Regions from separate parts of the Mus musculus genome. Here region 1 is linked to region 2. Evidence: chromatin loops called from intact Hi-C (ENCODE). Cell type or tissue: heart. All regions are shown on one strand. Each heading gives the region's core, and the rest is flanking DNA. Links, peaks and the distances in the headings are about the cores only. Region 1 overlaps Il4ra (interleukin 4 receptor, alpha). Region 2 overlaps Gm30717 (a long non-coding RNA gene).

Region 1 (10,446 bases), core at 5,009-7,508, 160 kb before region 2:
TGTGTGAGTGTGTGTGAGTGTGAGTGTGTGTGTGAGTGTGTGTGAGTGTGAGTGTGTGTGTGAGAGTGTGTGAGTGTGTGTGTGTGTGTGAGTGTGTGTGTGTGTGTGTGTGTGTATGTGTGTGTGTGTGTGTGTGTGTGGAAGCCAGAGAACAACTTGTGGGGGTTGGTTCTCACCTTCCACCATTTGGGTCCCAGGTTGCCAGGCTTGGAAGCAAGCCCCATTCCCCCTGGGCTGCCCAGCAGCCTCTGTGGAGTCCTTAAAGGAGCCAGAGCCGCTCATCAGGCTTTGCAAGGACCCACTCACGTCAAATGTCGTTAGTCTCATGAGAAAGCCAATGCGCACATACCTGCTCTGTTTTGTCTGCCCACTCCTTTGCCTTGAAGTGTCTGAAGCAGATTCAACCTGTAGATGGTTTTACGGGGTACCCACACCCATGGCATGCAACTGTCAATTTAGCTCTGCATTTAATTAATTGTTAATGTGGAACGTGATCGGTTCCACTAAAGTCCCTTCTGCTCCTCCCCATCACAGTCCTTCACACACAATCCAAGTGTTGTCTAATAAGGATGGCTTACCAACAATGTAAATCAATCAGCCAATCAACAAACAGTGGGTTTGGGTGAGGGGTAAATCTGAGGGGAGTCAGGGGGAGAAGTTGAGGATGAATAGGATCAAAATGTACTGTGGGTATGCATGCGTGATAGTCTCAAAGAGTTCATACAAATGGTATATTAAAAAGAGAGGGCCTCAGAGTAGCCTGGACAACACAGCGAGACCCCTTCTCAAGCAAAGAAGCAAATAATTAATAAATGATAAAAGATGGATGTGAGCATGGAGAGAAAAATTCTGTTTTCAAAGCCTCAGATGGAAAAACCATGGAGGCTGAGGCTGAGAGGGCGATGCTTTGGGTGCTGGGTGTGGGTGGGCAGTGGTGCATCTGGAGGAGCTGCCGAGGAGGAGTTGTCCCAGAGTTCTACAGCGATGGGAAGTTCAGGGTAAGTATACTAAATCCTGCTAGATGGCGTGTGTGTGTGCATGCGTGCGTGTGCATGCGTGTGTGTGCATGTGTGTGACTATGCATGTGTCTGTGTGCACGTGCATGTGTGTGTGTGCATGCATGCGTGTGCATGCGTGTGTGCATGCACGTGTGTGCATGCGTGTGTGTGCATGCGTGTGTGTGCATGCGTGTGTGTACATGCGTGCGTATGCATGTGTGCATGCGTGTGTGTGCATGCATGTGTGCATGCGTGTGTGTATATGCGTGCGTATGCATGCGTGCATTGTGTGTGCATGCATGTGTGCAAGCGCGTGTGCATGTGTGCGTGTGCATGTGTGTGCGTGCGTGTGTGTGTGCATGCATGCATGCATGCGTGTGTGTGCCTATGCATGTGTCTGTGTGCACGTGCATGTGTGTGTGTATGTGTGCATGTATGTGTGTGCATGCGTGTGCCTATGCATGTGTCTGTGTGCACGTGCATGTGTGTGTGTGTGCATGTATGTGTGTGCATGCGTGTGCCTATGCATGTGTCTGTGTGCACGTGCATGTGTGCGTGCGTGTGTGTGTGTGTGTGTGTGTGTGTGTGTGTGTGCGCGCGTGTGTGCATGTGGAAGCCTAAGGTTAATGTTGATGTTTTCTTTGTCCCTCTCCACCTTATATCCACTGAACCCGGAGCTTCCCAGTTCAATTAAACTGGCCGGCCAAGTGAGTACCAGGAAGCCCCCTGTCTCTGCATCCCCAGAGCTGGGTTAAAGGGGCCTGCCACTGTATCCAGATATTTTTGCATGGGTGTAGGGGACAAGACCTCAGGTCTTCAGACCCCTTCAGTCAGCACTTTACTGACTGAGCCATGTGACCACCCTGGAATCTATATTTTTAATGGTTAAAATGGTACATTTTCTGTTACATGAATTCAATCTTAATGAATGATAATTTCATGAGGCTCTGGGTTGTTTCTTTGTTTGTTTGTTTGTTTTGTTAATGTGACAGGAATTACTTGGGAAGACGGACCCTCAGCTGAGGAATCACCTCCATCAGGCTGCCCTATAGGTATGTTGTGTAGCAAGTTCTTGATTAGTGGTTGATGTGGGAGAGCTCAGCCCACTGTAGGTGGTACCACCCCTGGGTGGGTGGTTCTGAGTTGAAAGAGAAAGCAGTCTAAGCAAGCCATGAGGAGCAAGCCAGGAAGAGTCTCCTCCATGACTTTGGCTTCAGTTCCTGCCTCCAGATTCCTGCCCTGAGTTCCTGCCCTGGCTTCCCTTGGTGATGAACTGTGATGTGGAGGTATAAGCCAAATAGCCTTTTTGTCTCCAAACTACTACAGGTAGTAGTAGGTCCCCAGGACCTCATAAACCCACCAAGGCCACACTGTCTATACTCAAAGCACTCAGGAGATGGAGCACCAGGATCAAGTTCAAGGTTGTCCTTGGCTACGTAGGGAACTTGAGGCTTTTGTGTCCCTTCCCCAGAAGACTAATCTCTGCTTCAATCAGTCCTGTGGCTACAAAGAACATAACTACTCTGTGTGTGTGTGTGTGTGTGTGTGTGTGTGTACATGTGTAGGTATATGCTGGTGTTCAAATGTGTGTGCACAGGTCAAAGACCAAGGATTGATAGTAGATGTCTTCATCAGTTATTCTCCACTTGATTGATTGATTGATTGATTGATTGATTGATTGATTGACAGAGTCTCTTACTGAACCTGGAACTCATCCATTTGGCTAGGAAGGCTAACTATTGAGCACGTGCACACAGACACATGCATAGGCACACGCATCTGCCTGTCACTCCCCACCCCCACCCTGGATTTTTACATGGGTAAAATGAATGAATCATGCAGTCCTTACGCATGGCAAGCAAGCAAGCACCTTCTCAACTGAGCCACCTCCCTGGGTTCAGAACTGGCTTTTCAAGGTGAATTCTGATGCACATCTGCAATCCCAGGATTTGGGAGGCAGGAGCAAGAGCATGCTTCCAGCACAACCTGGCTCCATGGTAAGACCCTGAACCAAGATAAAATTAAGTACGTTTACTGGCTTGTTTTAAAAGGTTGGTTTTATGCATGTGTGGGTCAAGGGGATGAATTCCTTCAAAGTAGAAGGCTTGCGTTCTGGGACTTCTTTCATTCGCATAGACAGTTGAGCTTCGATAGGAACAGAAAGTGGTGGTTGTAGGAGTGTCAGAAGACTAGGTTTGTCACCTACAAGCCTGTGGAGCCCAAAGAAAGCACCCAGTAAGTCCAGTACTAGTTCTGGGAATGCTCTCAATGGTCAACTTTAACCACATGACTCCCTGTACAAAGCTACCACTGTACCAGGTAGAGAAGGGAATTCTCTGATTGGCTGAGCATGAGACACATGCAGGAGCGTTGGGGGGGGGGGGTTTCATCAGGCCCACAGAAGCCTGTGAACTGGGAGTTACAAGCTGGTCCCCAAGGAGGCCACTCTATCAAGAGGACAGACTGTGATGTGCTAGGGTAGGGTCCTGTGAAGCAGGGGCCACTGGAGACGTGGGGAGGCTGGACAGAGGGAGGCCCACCAGGGAGGCCAGGGTCTAACCCTGCATAATGTGGCAGGGTCACACTAGCTAAGGCTGTAAGAGTTCACAGGTCACAGAGTAGGAAGTGGTGAGCAGTGAGGGAGTGGGGTCTTGGTGTGGGGAGACCTGGCTGTGGATTGCTTCCTGTGTGCACAGCTGCATGCCGTATCTGTGTGCGTGCTCTCTCTCCATCCCTCTCCTTTCCCTGTGTGTGTGCACGCGATCATGGGTGTTCTTGTGTGTACTCACATGTGTGGGTGCCCCTGTATATTCCTGTGAAGGCCAGAGGTCAATATTGTCTTTTTCAATGGCTCTGCACCTGACCTTTGGAGGCAGGATCTCTTATTGAACCTGGAGCTTACTGGCTCCAAACCCAGCTGTCGGTGGCCCCGGGATCTTCCTGTTGCTGCTTCCCTCATACTGGGGTCACAGGTGCGTGGTGCCATCTGGAGTTCTACATGGGCCCTGAGGATCTGAAGTCAGGTTCTCTGGCTTGTTTAGCAAGCACTTTGCCCAAAGAGCTGTTTCCTAACCCCCTTGTTATACTTTTCCTGTTATTAGTCTCTAGGCCTAAAAAAAAAAAAGTTTTGAGTGTTTTATTTAATTAACTTTATTTTCAAAAGAAACTTCATCTCCCCAAGATGGAAAAATGGTATCTTTACCATAAATCGGAGGGAAGTGCAGACAACTGAAACAGAAACCCACACTCCCTGCTGTGGGCTGCTGTACCACCCTGTGGATGATCAGCAGAGGAGAACTGAGAGAGGGCTCAAGGAGAGAGAGCCAGAGAGCCACGGTGAGTTCTGCACTCACTCCACCAGAGGCCCAGTTCTGCTTCAAGACAGTTTTGGTGAGCAGCTACTATGTGTCAGGCTCCATGGTTCTGGGCTCCACGATTCTGTGGCAGTGTGGCCATAGTCAGAAGTCTCAGCACTGCAGCCCACCTTGGAGGAGAAGACCCACTGGAAGAGAAGGAGGAAGGGTCCATAGTGCCCATAATTGTGGTTGTCCATGTGCCATGAGCCTTGTGCCAGCTGGGCTGCTGACATGGCTGAACACTGGCTGTGAAGATGCCCAACAGATGCTGTGGGTGGCTCTGGGGTTTACACAAGGGCACTGAGAAGAGACAGTGGGAGACATCAGTCCATCCGTCATTCATTTACAAGTCACGGTGCCTGTCTCTGTAGGACCAGATTTAGAAAGGATTGTAATTAACTTAGTGGGCGAAGAGGTGGCAGAAGAGAAAGGAAGAGAGGAGGAAGAGGGGAAAGAAGAGGAAGAGGATGGGGGCGTAAAAGAAGAAAGAGGAAGGAGAAATCCAAAGGAGGAGGAAGAGACTGAAGTGGACCACATCCCCTTCCCTCCCCCCTCCCCACCCTGTGGCTGCAGGGAAGAAGGAGGCCCCTGGGTTGGTACTGTAATTTTTATTCTGACTGTAACATTCATTGCTTCCCTGAAAGTATAAACATGTGCACAGGTTCCAGGAACTAGGGCATGCCTAGTTGAAGGTAGCTTCAGAGTTCCTTGTTCCATCCGCTACAACACTGAAGATTGGGTTACCTTTGCAAAGGAATTTCTGTTTAAACAAAAGCACATGGCTTTAGACTCAGGAGGCAGGGTTTGACGATTAGATGATGCGTTCGAGGACTTTTCCCTCTCTGCCGCACCTCATTTGCCTTTATCTTCCATCTCGATACTGTCTCTTCATGACCACAGTGTGGACGACAAAGCACCATACATTACACGCAGAGTGGAAAGAAAACGGCAAAGGACTTTCTCCTGCTGCTTTTCCTGATTAGGGAGGACTGTCAGTGTGGCCTGTGGTCCCATGGTAGCAAAGGACAAAAAACCATGTAGAGTGACTTGGGCCTCGGTGGTCAGCTGGAAATCATGGCAGAACTGTAGCAAGGAGGGTAAGTCAGAGTAGCCAGAACTCATCAGAGGCCCAAGGGACAGACACAAAGGACAGTGTGCAATACAGATGTGTGCCCAGACCACAAAGTCATAACATTACAGAGTGGTGCTCTATATGAGGGCCTGGATCTGGGTCTGCATGGAAGGAGCTGGGACAGAGGACCTGGACCTATGAGAAGTTGGTGCTATGTAATGGCAGAGGGATTGGGGTGGTTCTGCAGTGGAGTTCTTGCCTGCTGTGAGGACCTCTGCTCATGACCCCAGCACTGTAAAGGAAAAACAGCCAAGAGTCACTCTGCACATAGCCTATGGCGAGATGGGGACATGTGCAGACACAGGGTGGTGACAGCGGGGCACATTTTATCCTGGACTTGTGCTGTCTTTGGGATTAAGGGTGCCATTTTCCTTGAGCATAATTTACTGCTCAACTCCCGCACTGCCCAGACGCACTCAGTCGGACATCAAGAATAAGCTTAGCAGATGCTTTTAAAGAGTTTTGTGTGCAAGAGCCACTCCAGGGGCTCACTGAAGTGGTGATGTATTTAATTCTCACCACGGGCTCGTGAGACAGGTGTCAATTACAGATGCATATGTGAGCTCAGATAAGTTGCAGACTGGCCCGGTGCCAGACAGTTGGGTTTAGGGTATCCTGAATGTCTGTGCTGTTCTCCAGAGCAGGAGCATTGTCAGAGACAAGCAGAAGCTGGGCTGCACCTACTTGGGCCGCAGTTGGGGAGTTCCAGGAACGCAGGCTGGTGCTGAGACAGTGCGGGCCACCAGGGGGCAGCAGGGACTGAGGCACGGCCCTTCCCTTCCCCTCCCTCTGGACACAGGAGTTGCTGGGCATCACTTGCTCCTGCCTTCATTTTTCCCGCGTTTCACCCCAGAGTGGTGTCACGCCATGTCCACGGTCCCACGGACACTGACGTCTCTTGAGCTCAGTGTGGTATCACCGCAAATCCGCGACGTCACCGGCGCTGTGAACCCACAGCGCGCAGTGCACCCGCGGTGAACAGAACCGTGCCCTGTGGTCTGGGATTTTTTTTTTTGGTTTTGACTTAATGACTTAAGTGGGAAATTTATGTCAGGAAAGTTGAACAGGCTACGCGCGCTCCGCGGCAGCCCACGAGGCCGGAACCAGAATAAGCGCAAACAGCGTTTTCTTCCACCAAGTTAAAGCATCATCGTGGCTTCCAGGGCATCCAGCACAGCGGGGGCTGCTGGGAAAATCCCAGCTCACAACACCTTGGTGGCTGCGCCCGCCACGCGCAGGAACCCTCTACAGACATCACACCAACCCTTGGGTCCTTTCTTTTTTCATTTTTCTAGATCTTTCCCTGTCCTCTCTTAGTGGAGGCTGTTGACAAAAACACACAGAAACAAAGCTTAGATGCCAATAAACTTAAATAAAATTGTTCATTTTAAGTGAAAATTTCAACTCCTCAGTCAAACCAGCTGCATTCCAAGGAACCTGGCTAAGTACTGGGAAGCATTTCCTGTGTGGTTTGAATCTGGTGTGTCCCCCTGGGAAACTTGACTGGATGTGAATGCTTGTGGAGAGGGATTAAGAGGAGGAAATTAGTCACTGTGGTATTTAGAGAGGCCTTTGGGAGGGGATCAGGGTTAGGTAAACTCATTAGAGCAGGCCCTGGAATCATAAGGACTATACACAGAAACCAGACTCACGCTCACACCACACACATATACAAGTACACATGCATATACACACATACATGAACACACACATATACAAACACCACACACATACTCGAGCACACACACATATACTCATGCCACACACAAACCCCACACATAATAGAAGCACACACTCACACCACACACATACATGAACACACACACACCACACACATATACAAGCACACACACATCACACATATACATGAGCACACACACACTTACCATATGCATACATGAGCATGCTTGTACACACACACATACATGAACACACACTCACACCACACACATACATGAGCACACACATACTCACCACATGCATACACGAGTGTGCTTGCACATACACACACACACACACAAGCACACATACACCACACACATACATGAACACACACTCACACCACATACATACACAGGCATACACATATCACACATATACATGAGCACACACACACACCACACACATACATGAGCACACACACATGTTCTCCTATGGGGTGCCCTGACTCCCCTGAGGGCTCCATCAGCAAGGCCATCTCTAGATTCCACCTCCTGACCTCAGAATTATGAACTGAAAAAAGCCTCTTTTCTTTATAACTCACTTGTGCGTGGTACAGGGTGAGAGCACAGGAAGCAGTCTCGGCAGCTTCTATCTCAGCACACGGCTCTGTGGGGCAGAGCCGTTGTACACAGTCACTTGCTTACAAAGCTCCTTCCTCGGATTGAGCTTTGAGCCAGTGTCCTATGGTTTGGCTATAAAATGTGCACCCACAGCTCGTGTTTTGAACACCTGGTTCCCAGGTGGTGACATTGTTCCAGGACATGGTGGAACCTTTTGGACACTGGGCCTTTCTAGCAGAAGAGTGACACCAGTGGGCCTTGAAGGCGATGGCCACCTCCAGTTCCTTTCACTAGGGTACGGACAAACCCCAGTGCAAGTTCTTTCCCCAGCAGAGAGCCACTGAGGCCACCATGCTATCCCCACCATGGTGGAAGGAATACACTGAACTATGAGCCAAAACAGGTCTGTCCTATAGGCTGATTCTCTGGGTCTTTCACCAGTTGCGAAATATAACTAGCACATACATTTCTCCATGAGTCCTGATTCTTATTCTGCAAATTCGAAATAAAATTTTGATTTGTGCTCACGATCTGAGAAAATTTAATAATTGTCTCTCTGAGAGAAGTTGCTTGATAAGTAATTTTAATAGAATGAAGAGATGGGACTGGTGAGGGTTGGAATTCCCAACAGGTAGCCTTAGGTAGTGAGTATGGGAGCCAGGACGGCACAGGCTGGCACCTCCTATGTTAATGATGGCAGACAGGAGGCAAGGTAACAGCAGGGCAGGGAATCCCAAGTTCCTCGGGCTTGTACCTTAGTTCCCTCAGTCACCCAGGAGATGGGGAGAGGGTGGTAATGGAGCCAGGGCTACCACATAGATCTTAGCAGCTTCCTGGGTTGGAAATGATGGGAGCGGGTATAAGCAGTGGAAGGGGGTGGAAGGTGGAGGACCAGTGAAGAAATCCTGGGCTAATCCAGAGGTCAGAGCTTGAAGGTCAAGTGCCGGACTGGGAAGCTGCGTTTATTGAACAGGATCTCACTGTCAAAGCCTAGGCTAGCCTCAAACTCCCTGGCTGTCAGCCACTGTTAAAGACAGGCACCACCAGCTGAAGGGAGGTACTTTACAGAGGAAGTTCTAAAGGCACAGCGGGAAGAATTTCCTGGGACAGTCAGTTCATTCCTGTGGGAGTCACTTCCCTCCAGGATACAAATCTGAGCAATGGGGATTTTAAACCCAGACTTCTCCTTCAGCCAGGCAGGAGGGATGCCCACAGGAGGTAGATCTTGGATGGCTCCGTTTCCTCTCCTCCCCTGCTTAGGGGCTGTGGTAAGACTGCTCTGGGAAGCTGGGTGTAGTAGCACACACCTGTGATCCCAGCACTCAGGAGACCGAGTGATGCTAGAGGCCCGTCTGAGCCACACTGAGACCTTGTCTTTGAAAAGACTGTTCTGAGATGTGAAAGTCTGAGGCTGGCTTCTACTGGACCACCTCTCAAGAGGCAGAACTAAGGCAGAATACCAGTATCCAACTGCACACCAGTCCCCATCATGCCAGGACCCTTCTCTCTGATGCTGTGACCACACCAGATCCCTGTGCCTCAAACTTCAGACATGAGCCATCTGCTGCATGTTCTGAGTTCTTCCAGGCTTTTTTGCAGATACCACGGGCTCATCTCAAAAGTGGCCTCCTTCAAGCCTCCCTAAGTGACCTGTCTCTGTCTTTCCTTCTGAACATCATATTCAAGTTCTCTGCTGGCCTGGCAGGTTGCCACACCCCAAATCCCCTGCCTAAGATGTGGGGCCTACTGATGTCAATGCCTTGACACATTCAACAACACTTAGCAGCCAGTGTCACGCCCTCTGCGTGCTAAGGAGCATCCAACACCTCTAGCACTCTGCCTAAAGGAGAGGGAAAGAGGAGGACCCCTCCCCTGAGCAGGCACACATGGGCACAAGCTGTGGTAGCAGGAGGGTAAGGATGAGAGATGGAGTAGCCACAGCTCTGCCCCATTCCCAAGTCATTCCCTTAAACCAACTGCTGGGGCCTTGTCTCCCCACTTCCCCAACCCCCTGCCTGCACATTTCAGCTTTCGTGCACTGTGGGCTCGGCGTGTGTATAGTAAAGGAAACCTGACAAGATAAAGACTTTATTGACATAAAGCTCCATGTGACCTGTCCTGTCCTCCTTGCAAACAGACTAGGTGTTGCAACAGTGGGGACGTGAGCAGACAGTGCTGAGCCCGGTCCCATCTTCCAGAACACAGTCAGACTCACTCACTCACCAAAGTCTGCCATCTGCTATCCCTACCACCTGACCACCAACCAGGACCAGCCCCACAGTTCCCTCGAGGTATCGCCTTGACTGCCAGTTATCGTGCCCGCTGGGCCCTGCCACCCGGCAACTGTGTTTGTTTATCTTCCACATCCCAGGAGCCCTGGCTTCTGGTCATATGTGGGTAACTGGCAGTGACTTTGGGCAATCAAGTTTGTGTCCTTGTTGCTTTCTACAACTGAGCGGAGGACAGCAGGCTCTGCCTCTAGTCCCAGTCCTGGCTGTTCAATGAATGGCCTCTGTGGGGCAATACCTGTCCTCTCTCAAAATTTCCACTAATTTTTAGGGCCTCCCATGCCACTGCCAGGCCATCTGTGAGTTTCTAGGCCCAGCTTCCAGCTGGGAGCGTCCAGCAGCTATGGCAGGACCGCTGAGAGCCTTGAGTGACAGGTCTATTCGGTGGAC
Region 2 (10,446 bases), core at 4,706-7,205:
ATATTGTTCGGGGCCCAGACAATCAAATGGTACTGCCCATACTCAGGGTGGCCCTTTCCACCTCAGTTAAACCAATTAAAATTCCCTCATAGACAACCCCACAGGCCAGCCTGAGCTAGACAGTCACTCGTTGAGATTCTCTTCCCCTGTGATTCTAGATTGCAGCAAGGTGACAATTGAAACTAGCCACCACATGAGTCAATGACAGTTTGCTCCTGTGATTTATATTTTCCGAACCTCTGCATGCTGTGGTTGTGCTAGCCAGTTTTTATCACTGTAACAAAATACCCAAGACAATCAAGTTAGAAAGACGACCACAGCTTTGAAAGTTTCTGTTCATAGCTGGTAACCTATCATTTTAGGCCTATGGTAAGATCTATCATGGTGGGAGCCCTTGGTGAAGGAAACCCTCTCTTATGGAGGCAGCTGAGGAGCAAAAGATACCACAGGAAGGGGCTAGGTCCCACTATCTCCTGTGAGGACACACCCTCCTCATTCAAGGCCTCTTGCCAGGCTCTACCTCTCAATGGCACCAAACCTTCAAGGGGACTCCAAACTCTGGCAAAGGTGAGCCAGACCTGATGGCACACACATGAGATCACAGCACTCAAGAGGCTGAGTTAGAAGGATCAGGAACTCTAGGCAAGCTTGGGCTACATAGTGAGACTATCTTAAAAATAAAATATCAGGTGTGGATGTAGCTCAGTAGCATGGGCTTGCCTAGCATGCACAAGGCTCTGGCTTCAATTCTCACTACTGCAAAAACAGATAAATAATCTTAATCAAGCAATCAAACAAAACAACATATTTAAGAACCAAACCCACAAAGCTGTAGCAATGATGTTTGGGATAGACTTGAGGGACATGTTGGATTCCTCTTAATTTTTCCTCCACCGGAGCTTTACACACAACCTGATATTTTGTGGAGACTTTTCTTTCCCTTTTCTTCACTTAAAGACTCTCTGTGAACCCCTGTAACCACGGGTAGCTAGAAGTGCTTCCAGGCAGACTTTCCTCCTCCAGTGTCCCCAGGATTAGGTGCTTCTGTTTGTCTTGAGTGGCCTAAGAGAGAGTCCAGCAGGCTGAGAGACTGGGCTAGGCAGCTCAGAGTCCTTATACATGACAGGCTTCCGGCACGTGCCAACAGACGATGCTCTCCGTGTTCTCAAGCCTCTTAAAGGCGGACACTGTAACCCATACTGAGGAGGAGGACCACGATTCACGCTCAGCACCTGCTGTGGATCACACATGGAATGCTCTCCACAAGCTCACGTGGTGGCCACTTGGTCTCCAATCAGTGCTGTTCTTTTGGGAGGCTCTGGAAACTTTAGAATATGGAACCTAGCTGGAGGAAATGGGTCACCAGGGGTGGGCCATTAGGCATATATTATCTCTGGCTACTTCCTTTCTTATTCTCTACTTCCTGTCAACCATGTTGGAGAACTAACTGCACTCTCCGGAGCCTGCCATAGCTACTACCTCTTGGGAAACCGGGAGGGGCGGAGAGAAAAGGGAGGGAGAAGAACAAAGAAGATGGCAGGGGATGATGGGAGCCCTGCCAGTGAGCCGAGCGCCCCCACCGTACCTTCTCTGCTATGATGGTCCAAACCCTCCGAAACTATGAGCCAAAAAAAAAAAAATCCTTTTTCCTTCAATAACCAGCTTCTGTTGGGTATTTGGTCATAGCAATGAGAAAGATGAACAATAGTCCCTCTTACCTACTGTACACTGCAGGGAACTCCAGGTATCATTGCTTCACTCTTGCAAATATATGAGCCCGTCCATGCCCCACCCCGCCCCTGCTGCAGGACCCAGCTCCTACCCATTGCTCTTGTCCTCAGTCAGCCTCAGGGACACTGAGAGACTATCCCCTTCCCTCCCTCCTTTCCACATCTTGTGTCTGTCTTTGGTTACCTTGGTCCTGGAGAAGAGCAGAGAGGATGGCAGGGGATGGTGGGAGCCCTGCCAGTTAAAGGGGTTATGCTGCAGCGGTGAGGGGGGGGGAGGCTTTGGTCTTTGGAGGTTTGTTGGGGTGACTAGAGAACTAGCTGCACCCTAAGGAGGTTGGCAAAGAGGTAAGAGAGAGAAAGCAATGGCTCTCCCTGGCAAACAGAAACCCACTTTGCTCGGTTTCAGAGGAGTGCTGGTGCAGCCGGAACTGAGCCCGGACTGCCATCCTGGGGGTCGGGACCTGACAGTTATTATGTGTGAGTGATGTCATGGGATTATTATGGTATGTTACGTGATTTTTGGAACTTCATGAATTGTCTCTTGGCTTAAAGCTAAAGAGGAGAACATCTGCTTCTTATTGTTGGAAGACTGCTGTCTCTGGGGGAGTGGGTAGGGATTCTGAGGAAAACAGCTATTCTCATGGAATTCAGAGAGGAAAGAGGAGCCAGGGTCAGCGCCTGACCACAAATGGTAGTGGGTCTCATCCATTTCCAGAGCCTGGTAGGTGGGTTGGGCGTGTGTAGTCAGCTCTGTTCTGTCCTCTCCTCCCAACCTCCTACATCTCTACCCCTTACTGAGTTCTCATTTACTCTCTGCTTCTCTGTGTGACGTGAGCAACTTATTTCACTTTCTGTGTCTTGGTTTCCCCACCTGTAAAATAGAAAACAATAATGCCATCTAATTCTGTTGTACAGAGGGTCACATGAGCTCTGCCATGTCACCTGACCTGGAGCGACAGCTTGATGGCCAGGTCTTTCTTAGCAATCATGAAATTATTAAAACAGACACAGATGCTACTAATGATAACTAGGTTCTAAGATGATTCAGTGGTCGTGAGGTCTACTAGTGAGTTATTAATCTAGTGACTGCAGTTCCCATTTCCTGTGACTCTTACAGCCAGGCAGCACTTTTCCTGGAAGGGCTTGACAGAGGGAGTGGGATGACAGGTTCAAATCTGTTACTTTCTTGCTGTGTGACTTTGGGCCAGCCCCTTAACCTCTCTATACCTCAGAAGTTGTAAAATGGGAAGTCACATGACCATGTGCTTAGCAGGAGGTTAGGTTGAAGGAAATGTTTCCTGTTACACTATTATTCTATTAGGCAGTCAGGCAAACGTCGGCCCAGCAAATTCTAAGAGGATTCAGATATGTTGGGATCTGACAGAAAGTCTGGTGAGAAAGCAGGACCAGGAATAGGAAGAGAAGAGGGAAGATATTCAGGATACGGCCCTTTAAGAGGTCCTTCTGCTCAGTAGTGACCCTATGCACCTACAGAACTGAGAGCAAGGGCCTCCTTAAACCCACAGGCTGGGCAGTGCCTTCCTTGCTTCCCAGTTCTCTCCTTGGAAAGAAGCCACACCTATCCACTCCACAGTAGTGAGATGCTGAGTGCAGACTCCATGGCAGCCACCAGCAGCATAGAGATGGACAGTACAGCAGCATAGTGTGGGAGTCTGCAAAGAGAACGAAACACTGCCAGGCTCTGGACGTTTCTCTTTAAATTAAATTTTGTATAGTAATACTAGTAAGGCCGCTGGATGTGTGAGCTTTGGGGAGGGTCTAGTTACTTGTTGCTGGAACAATATATGTTATAGATTCGACATCCAAGAGGGAGGGTCAGCTTTGAATCATGGTTTCACGGTGTTTGGTCGTTGGGCATTTTGTGCTCAGCCAGAACATCACAGTGGTGGAATGTGTGGTGGTGGCCATTCTTCATGGCACTACAGGCAGGAAGTATAGGGCAGAAGGGCCTGTGCTCACCGAGGGTCCCCACCCTACCCTGCCCCGCATTTCACCTCCTAAAATACCCAGCATTTCACCTCCTAAAATACTCAGCCTCTCCCAAGACAGCGTTACCAGGGACCAAACAAAAGCCTAGGGATCAAGGACACTCACATCAGAGCACCACAGAGGGGGGATATAGCTGGACAAGACAAAGACACAGCTATGGTTTTTTTTGCAAAAGGGCCTTCTTAGATGTCAGCAGGAATAGACTCATTGTCCTTGAAGCTTGGGTTGTAGTCCATTGAACCTGAAACAGGCCTGCAACCATGCAGAGGAACCTTGGGACTGCCTGTCATCTTCCCAAGGGCAGGTGCTGATGGACATTATAGACCGTGGTGACCTTGTTGGCAAGCACTGACCAGCAACTTGCTGAGTGCCAGGCACAGCTCTCCCTAGTTTAACACACCCACCCATAGGTCTCATCCCCCCCCCCCCCCCCCCCCCCCGTTTAACAGATAAAGACATTGAAGCACAGAGAAACTTAGCAACTTCCTCCAGGCCTCACAGCCAGTAGTGACAGAAAGAGCCTTGGATTGTAGGCAAGAAGGACAAAAGTCTCTTTTAGGTTCTACCTTATAGCTTCAAATAAGGAATGGGAGAATGGTAGCCCCATGGACTGAAACCAAATCCTGGAGTGTCCATAAGATCACAGAGAGGAGAGGAGGGACTCTGGGAGCCACGGTGGCTACACTGATGGCTACACTGATGCGGGGAGCCATGGTGGCTGCACTGATAAGGGTGTTATTTGATTTAGAAATGTGAAGAGATTGGCAGGAGGAGCTACATTTTGAAGAGATTCTCGTGGCCTTCCTGTTGTCTTTTGAGACAATGTATCCAAGAAACTGGCATTTCCTCAGGAATCTCACCACCTGGAAAGGAAAAGGCTGAAGTTGATAGAGGCCTCAGTCTCTATCCGGAAGAGAGTCCACACAGTTCTGACAAACTTGTTAGGCCACCTAACTCTCACTTGCAGGAGAGCCTGGAGCCTGGACACTGATGGTCTGTGATGGGTGACCCCACCCTGGCGAGGACTGTTAGCCATGTATACCTCCTGCCTTCCCTTTGAACCTGGAAGATGAACTTAGGAGGTGACCTGATCTTGTTATTGTTTTAGTCCCTCTCCCCAGTGTGGCCATTTTCTTTCCTATTTACTGTCACCTGCTGTTGGTCTGCTGAGGTTGGGTGGTTGGGGCTAGCTTCAGCACTGCCATAGGCCCATGGCTTCAGCACTGCCATAGGCCCATGGCATCAGAAGCAGCATCGAATCTGCCCATTTCAGGTGTTGGTCAGTTCATGGTTAAGGCACCTTCAGGTCCAGGCCTAGTGAATCAGACCTCGTTTTTCAGCCTCAGTCTCTCTGTGCTCACTACTTTGAGTGACATCTCCCTCCAATCTGTCCTGTGCTTCAGCCAGAGGTGGAACCCATTCAACATGGAGTTTCCGCCAGCCAGGATTGAGGAGGAAGAGGAAGACGAGGGAGAGGTAAAGGAAGAGGGAGAGTAGGAGGAGGAGGGAGAGTAGTAGGAGGAAGAAGATGAGGAGGAGGAAGAAGAGAAGGAAGAAGAGGATGAGGAAGAGGAAGAGGAGGAGGAGGAGAAGGAGGAGGGGGGGAGGAGGAGAGGGGGGAGGAGGAAGTGGGGGGAGGAGGAGAAGGAGGAGTGGTAACACACTGCTCACACTTTGTTTTAGTTCCTATGCTCAGATGCAGAAAAATAGTTTCCAGGGACACCAGAGTTAAAAAGAACACATACACAGAAATGAACCTAGTAGGTGCCAGTGTGGAAACGACTAAAATCCAGGAGACCTCAAGTTATTTTGTGACCTCCCCTCCCGCCCCCATCCAGTCCTGGAGCAGGACTTCTATGAGTGACATTGAGGAGAAATGGAGAGTGGGGCATGGGGCATTGGAGATGGGAATGTTTATGCAAGGTGAAGGTCTGAACCCATTGTGTGTTCCTGGCATGTTCCCTTTTTGAGACCCACTATGTTGATTGGAGGAAAGGGCAAAGGGCAGCCATGGGAGCCCCCTTGTGGCCAATCTGGGTAGTGTTGCCCAGGCTGGAGAGAAACAAGAAATGAGTAAACAGATATAATAAGCTGCAATGGGGTGGTGGTAGTGGGTGTACCAATTTGCATATAGGAGACTACACAAATGCATACATCTGCATGCACACACATGGAAATGCACACACACGGAAATGCACACACACACACACACACACACACGAAGGCACACACCCATCCTGCTGTAGCTGATCCATTGTCTAGTCAAGGCTCCATAGAGGTGGAAGGATAAATTGCAGGAATCCATTCTGTTTGTTAGCTGTGGCTTCTCCCTGGTCCTGTGCATGGGAGTCCCCTGCTCACACTCCTGTCCACAAAGTCACAGCTTTCCCAGAGATGAGAGAACAATCTTGAGGTAGTCTCTAGTTTAGATGCTTGGAAAGATATTAATGAAGAACTCCATCAAAGAGGACTTTGGTAGTTAGGGCTCCATTGGTTTCAAAACCAGATTTTCCAACACTGAGGCTACATCTGCACTTAGGGGAGAATCAGAGGTAGGACACAGTTCTAAGACTGTCTATGAGCTGACCTCCTCAGCTCTAGGAGCTCTGCCAGCTAGCGCCTGCCTGCCTTCCTTCCTTCCTTCCTTTCTTCCTTCCTTCCTTCCTTCCTTCCTCCCTCCTTCCCTTCCTTCCTTCCTTCCTTCCTTCCTTCCTTCCTTCCTTCCTTCCTTCCTTCCTTCCTTCCTTCCTTCCTTTCTTCTTTTTTCTTCTCACTTTTTAGTTGACATTTTAAATGTTTAAAGTTACATTTATTTACTGTGTATGTCCAAACATTCCATGTCATACACATAGCAGTCAGAAGACAATTCGTGGGAATTGGTTCTTTCCTTCCACTGTGTAGACCTTGGGTATTGAACTCAGGTTGTCAGCCTTGGTGGCAAGCACCTTTACCTGATGAGCCATCTTGCCAGCCATTTGTTAACCTTGCTGAGTGCTTGCTACCTAGCTGCTTGTCCATTGCTGGCCTTGCTGCATCCCCTTCTTCAGTGGGCCCTTATGTGGACTCTCTGATACATTTTAAACACTCAGTAAGTTCTAATGAATAACTGAATTAGCCTTTGAATCAGATTTTATGGTAGTCTCCCTTATAAGTAGAGACTATGTCCCAAGTCCTCAGTGGATGCCTCATGCCATTGCCTCAAGCCTTTACACACCATGCCTATGTTTCCTGAGTGACCTGTGGTATTAACACAGAGCACAAGAAGGGATCTCTTCTCCTGTGTTTCATGCTAGGCCCCTCCCTTGAATACTCTTGCTCTCTGAGCTGTTGTTAAGTGGACTGAGGGTTATTGAACACTAGCACTGAGACCCGCATAGTCAGTCTGGTAATTGAGATGGCTAAGTGAGTCACAGATATGAGCAGAATACCCAGCATAGACGCAGGGCACACAGACAACGCTGAGCCACGGTCCGGGCGAGATGCCGTGCTAGTTACTTTCCAGTTGCTGTGATAAAAACGGCCTGAGCAAGATAACTTATAGAAGGAATAGTTTATCTGGACTTATGGTTCCAGAGGGATATGAGTCCACCATGGCAGCACAAGCCTGGCCTCACTTAGAAGGCACAACAGCAGGAGAGGGAGTTGTGAGCTCACATCTCAGCTGCAAGCTTGAAGCAGAGAGAGCAAGCTGGAAGTGGCTCAAGGACTTCAACTCTCACAGCATGATCTCAGGCGCGTTTCTTCCAGCAAGGCTACACCTCCTTCCAGCAAGGCCACACCTCCTTCCAGCAAGGCCACACCTCCTAAGCTCTCCAAACAGCTGCCTGAGACTAGGGTGGGGTGGGTACTGGGGTGGAGGTGCTGGAGGAGTAGGCTGGTGAGGATGGGGGAGTGAGGTGGTAGAGGAGTCGGGTGAAGGGTGGAAGAGTGGGCTGGTGGGGTCATGGGGTGGTTTCTCATTCAACCTCCTGCAGATGCTGCTCAGAATAGCACATGATTTAATACTATCTTTGAAAAGATTTATTCATTTTTATCTTATGTGTACGAGTACTTGCCTGCATTCATGTATTTGCACTGTATGTACCTGGGGCTTAAGGAGGGCAACAGATTCCCCAGGAAAGGAGTTACAGAAGGTTGTGAGCTGCCACAGGGTCTGGAAACCTAACCCGGGTCCTATGTAAGAGCAGTAAGTGCTCTTAACCAGGGAGCCAACTGTCCAGCCCCTAGTGTGTGATTTAAATCTTACGTGCTCTTTGTGTGACTTCTCCTGTAATCTTTTCAGAGCATAGGTGACTAGAGGCAACTAAGGGGCCTGGAGAGATGGAGGCTCAGCAGTTAAGAGCACTGACTACAGGTAACTAAAACCGTGGAGAGAGATCAGGAGAAGGACGCTCACCCTAGTCCTCTTGCTCTCTGCCATCATTCCCACTTCCTCTGATTACCCTTGGTGTTTCTTGGTCTCTTTAGCACCACTCCTGCCTCAGGACCTTTGCATGATCCCTTCGCCAGCATCACTTCAGACATCTCCACAGCTGACCCTCTGCTCCTCAGGTCTGTGTTCCAAGTTCCTTTTCTCGGGTGCTTCCTCCTGGATACCTCATTTAGAATCACAGCCTTCTCCCTCCCCACCCACCCCAGTCCCTCCTTGGCTTTCCTAAAATTACCAGTTGTCTTTTCCTATTCTTTGTATATTACTCTCTGACCTTGTTCGTTGTTTATCCCCGTCACAGGGACTTGTCATCTCACTGCTCCCTTCCATGTCTCCGGGTGTCTTCCAAGCAGAGGCTCTGTAAGCCCACACAGCATGTTGGGAAGGTCAGACCGACTTCCCTCTTCACAGAGGACACTGGGCCCAGCTGGCCAACCCAATCATTTGTCCAGCAGATGAGGGATTCGAGCTCCTGCTGACTCCAAAGTGTGGAGGGTGAGGTTGCCTGGCTGAGGGGCTAAGGTCTCTTTATGTGGGTCACTCAGTGAATTGTCCTTAGGTCTCAGGGTTCTGTAGATGAATTTGCAAGTACATAGGCGCATATGCAGAGGGGACCCTGCCATTCTGCCTCCTGCCAGGAAAGTTGCAGATAACCACAGACAAGGGACGGTACTGTGGGATTGAGGTCCTACTGGCCATCACTACCACTAGTGTTATTTTCCTAAGGAATGAGAACTCACTCTATATCCCCCCCCCCCACCTGGAGACAAGGTTTTGCCACACAGCCTAGGTTTGCATTTAACCTATTGGAAATCCTTCTGTCTCTTCAGTGCTGGGAATAGAGGCGCAAAGATTTCTGAACTCACAAGACCCCGAACAGAACCCCTACCCAAGAGGACCCTGAGGCTTATATTACAGAACCTTATATTATAGATGCTCAAGAGTGAGCCTGAAGTTTGGTCTACACCAGGGCAGTTATGTGGTTAATTGCACCAGTGTGTGCATTAGCTGGTATAATCAGCGAGTGAATTAACTTCTGCTTTTCAAGCTGTATTTTAAAGGCAGTTTTTTTAAATGCCGTTTTTTTTTTTTGAGCCTGTGCACTCTTCAGAAATTAAATTTAGACTGTGATTTTATTACCCTTTTTATTTAATTTATCCTAACGGTTGCATTCAAGCTGTGAACCAGCTGTTGACTTTGAAAAAACATTGTTCAATTTGAAGGGAACATTTTAAAACTTAATGTAATGGCTGTTAGTAATCACCATAGCGATTAGACTCCTCAGCATCTCGAAGCTCACACGGCTCAGAGGGACCAGGAACAGGGTCTGCATGGGCAAGGGGCAGAGGGTATAGACCCTGGGACAGAGGGGACAACTGCCCACAATGGCCTGCTTTGGGGAAGGTTATGTATGGGAAGGGTGTACACACAGACCTGGCTAACTCCTGACTTCTGTCAACTCCTTTCTGGTCGGACACTCCCTTGTTGCTCTACTCTTCTTTCTGACCTTCATCACTGACAGAACAATAGAAGAGGCTCTGAGGAAAGGTGGAATTCAGGGGCTCCGTGTGGATGCATCCTTTCAGCTGCTCCCTCCCCCTTTTGTGCCCAGTCACCTACCCACTGACTTTATCCCTAATCACTATAGAAGGTGGTAACTCACAGAACTGAAGATCTGGGTGGTCTCTAGGTTCCAGTCACAAATCCTTTTTCTTTTAGGGTGTCTGTCTTTGCAGTGGTGTAACTCTCCCGGGAGGAAGTAAAAGCCTGTTGGTACTCCACATTTTAAGTTTCAGCTTGGTTCCATGATGAGCTTGGGTTATGGGGCCGATGTGACACCAGAGGTTGGAAAAGTACCCAAAAGCTCCCAACGACTGTCCCTCTCTTAAGGCCTGTAGGTTCACGAGAAGGGGCTGGGCTAGCCTATGGGATGGTGAGCCTGCCAGTGGAGTACAGTAGGACTGCCAGTGGAGCACAGTAGGACTGCCAGTGGAGCACAGTAGGACTGGCCTGGCTGATGTTCCCTGGAAGCAGCCTGTCACCTCCATGAGCCAGCCCAGAAAACTTAGGAAATGATGAGCTAGATAAAGTAAGTGACGGTGGCTTTAAGCCACTGTGTTTTCAGTGACTCACTGTGTATTAACAGTGAACTGAGATTGTTGACAGGTATTAACTTGTGCCTAATCTATGCCAAGCATTGCTCTTGGCCTTGGGGTGGTCATGAGTTTGGGCCTGGACCATTGGGGCACCCCAGCACTGTGGTCACGCTGGCCTGTT

Evidence for each region. Hi-C counts contacts between places; a loop is a spot of excess contacts. Peaks named below come from ENCODE experiments on the same cell type or tissue, not always from the same donor. Only the 100,000 strongest peaks of a DNase experiment are listed, where the experiment ranks them.
Region 1: it touches region 2 in a loop (6-fold over the local background); 9 of 42 quality-filtered maps call a loop at or near these places.

The regions. Positions count from the first base shown.
Region 1 is chr7:125,577,363-125,587,808 of GRCm38, reverse strand. It overlaps Il4ra (interleukin 4 receptor, alpha), which reads right to left. Exons shown (of 11, transcript NM_001008700.4): 11 at 8,335-10,446. Among named protein-coding and RNA genes, the nearest start is that of Il21r, 21 kb to the left of the region's middle. In heart, for the core only: no CTCF peak of the experiment used is centred there; DNase peaks (open chromatin) are centred at 6,238 and 6,998; H3K4me3 peaks cover 637 bases; H3K27ac peaks cover 264 bases; H3K27me3 peaks cover 478 bases.
Region 2 is chr7:125,415,696-125,426,141 of GRCm38, reverse strand. It overlaps Gm30717 (a long non-coding RNA gene), which reads left to right. Exons shown (of 4, transcript XR_378487.3): 2 at 8,023-8,094; 3 at 8,208-8,291; 4 at 8,471-8,780. Among named protein-coding and RNA genes, the nearest start is that of Gm30717, 8.0 kb to the left of the region's middle. In heart, for the core only: a CTCF peak has its summit at 5,771 (motif pointing left); no DNase peak of the experiment used is centred there.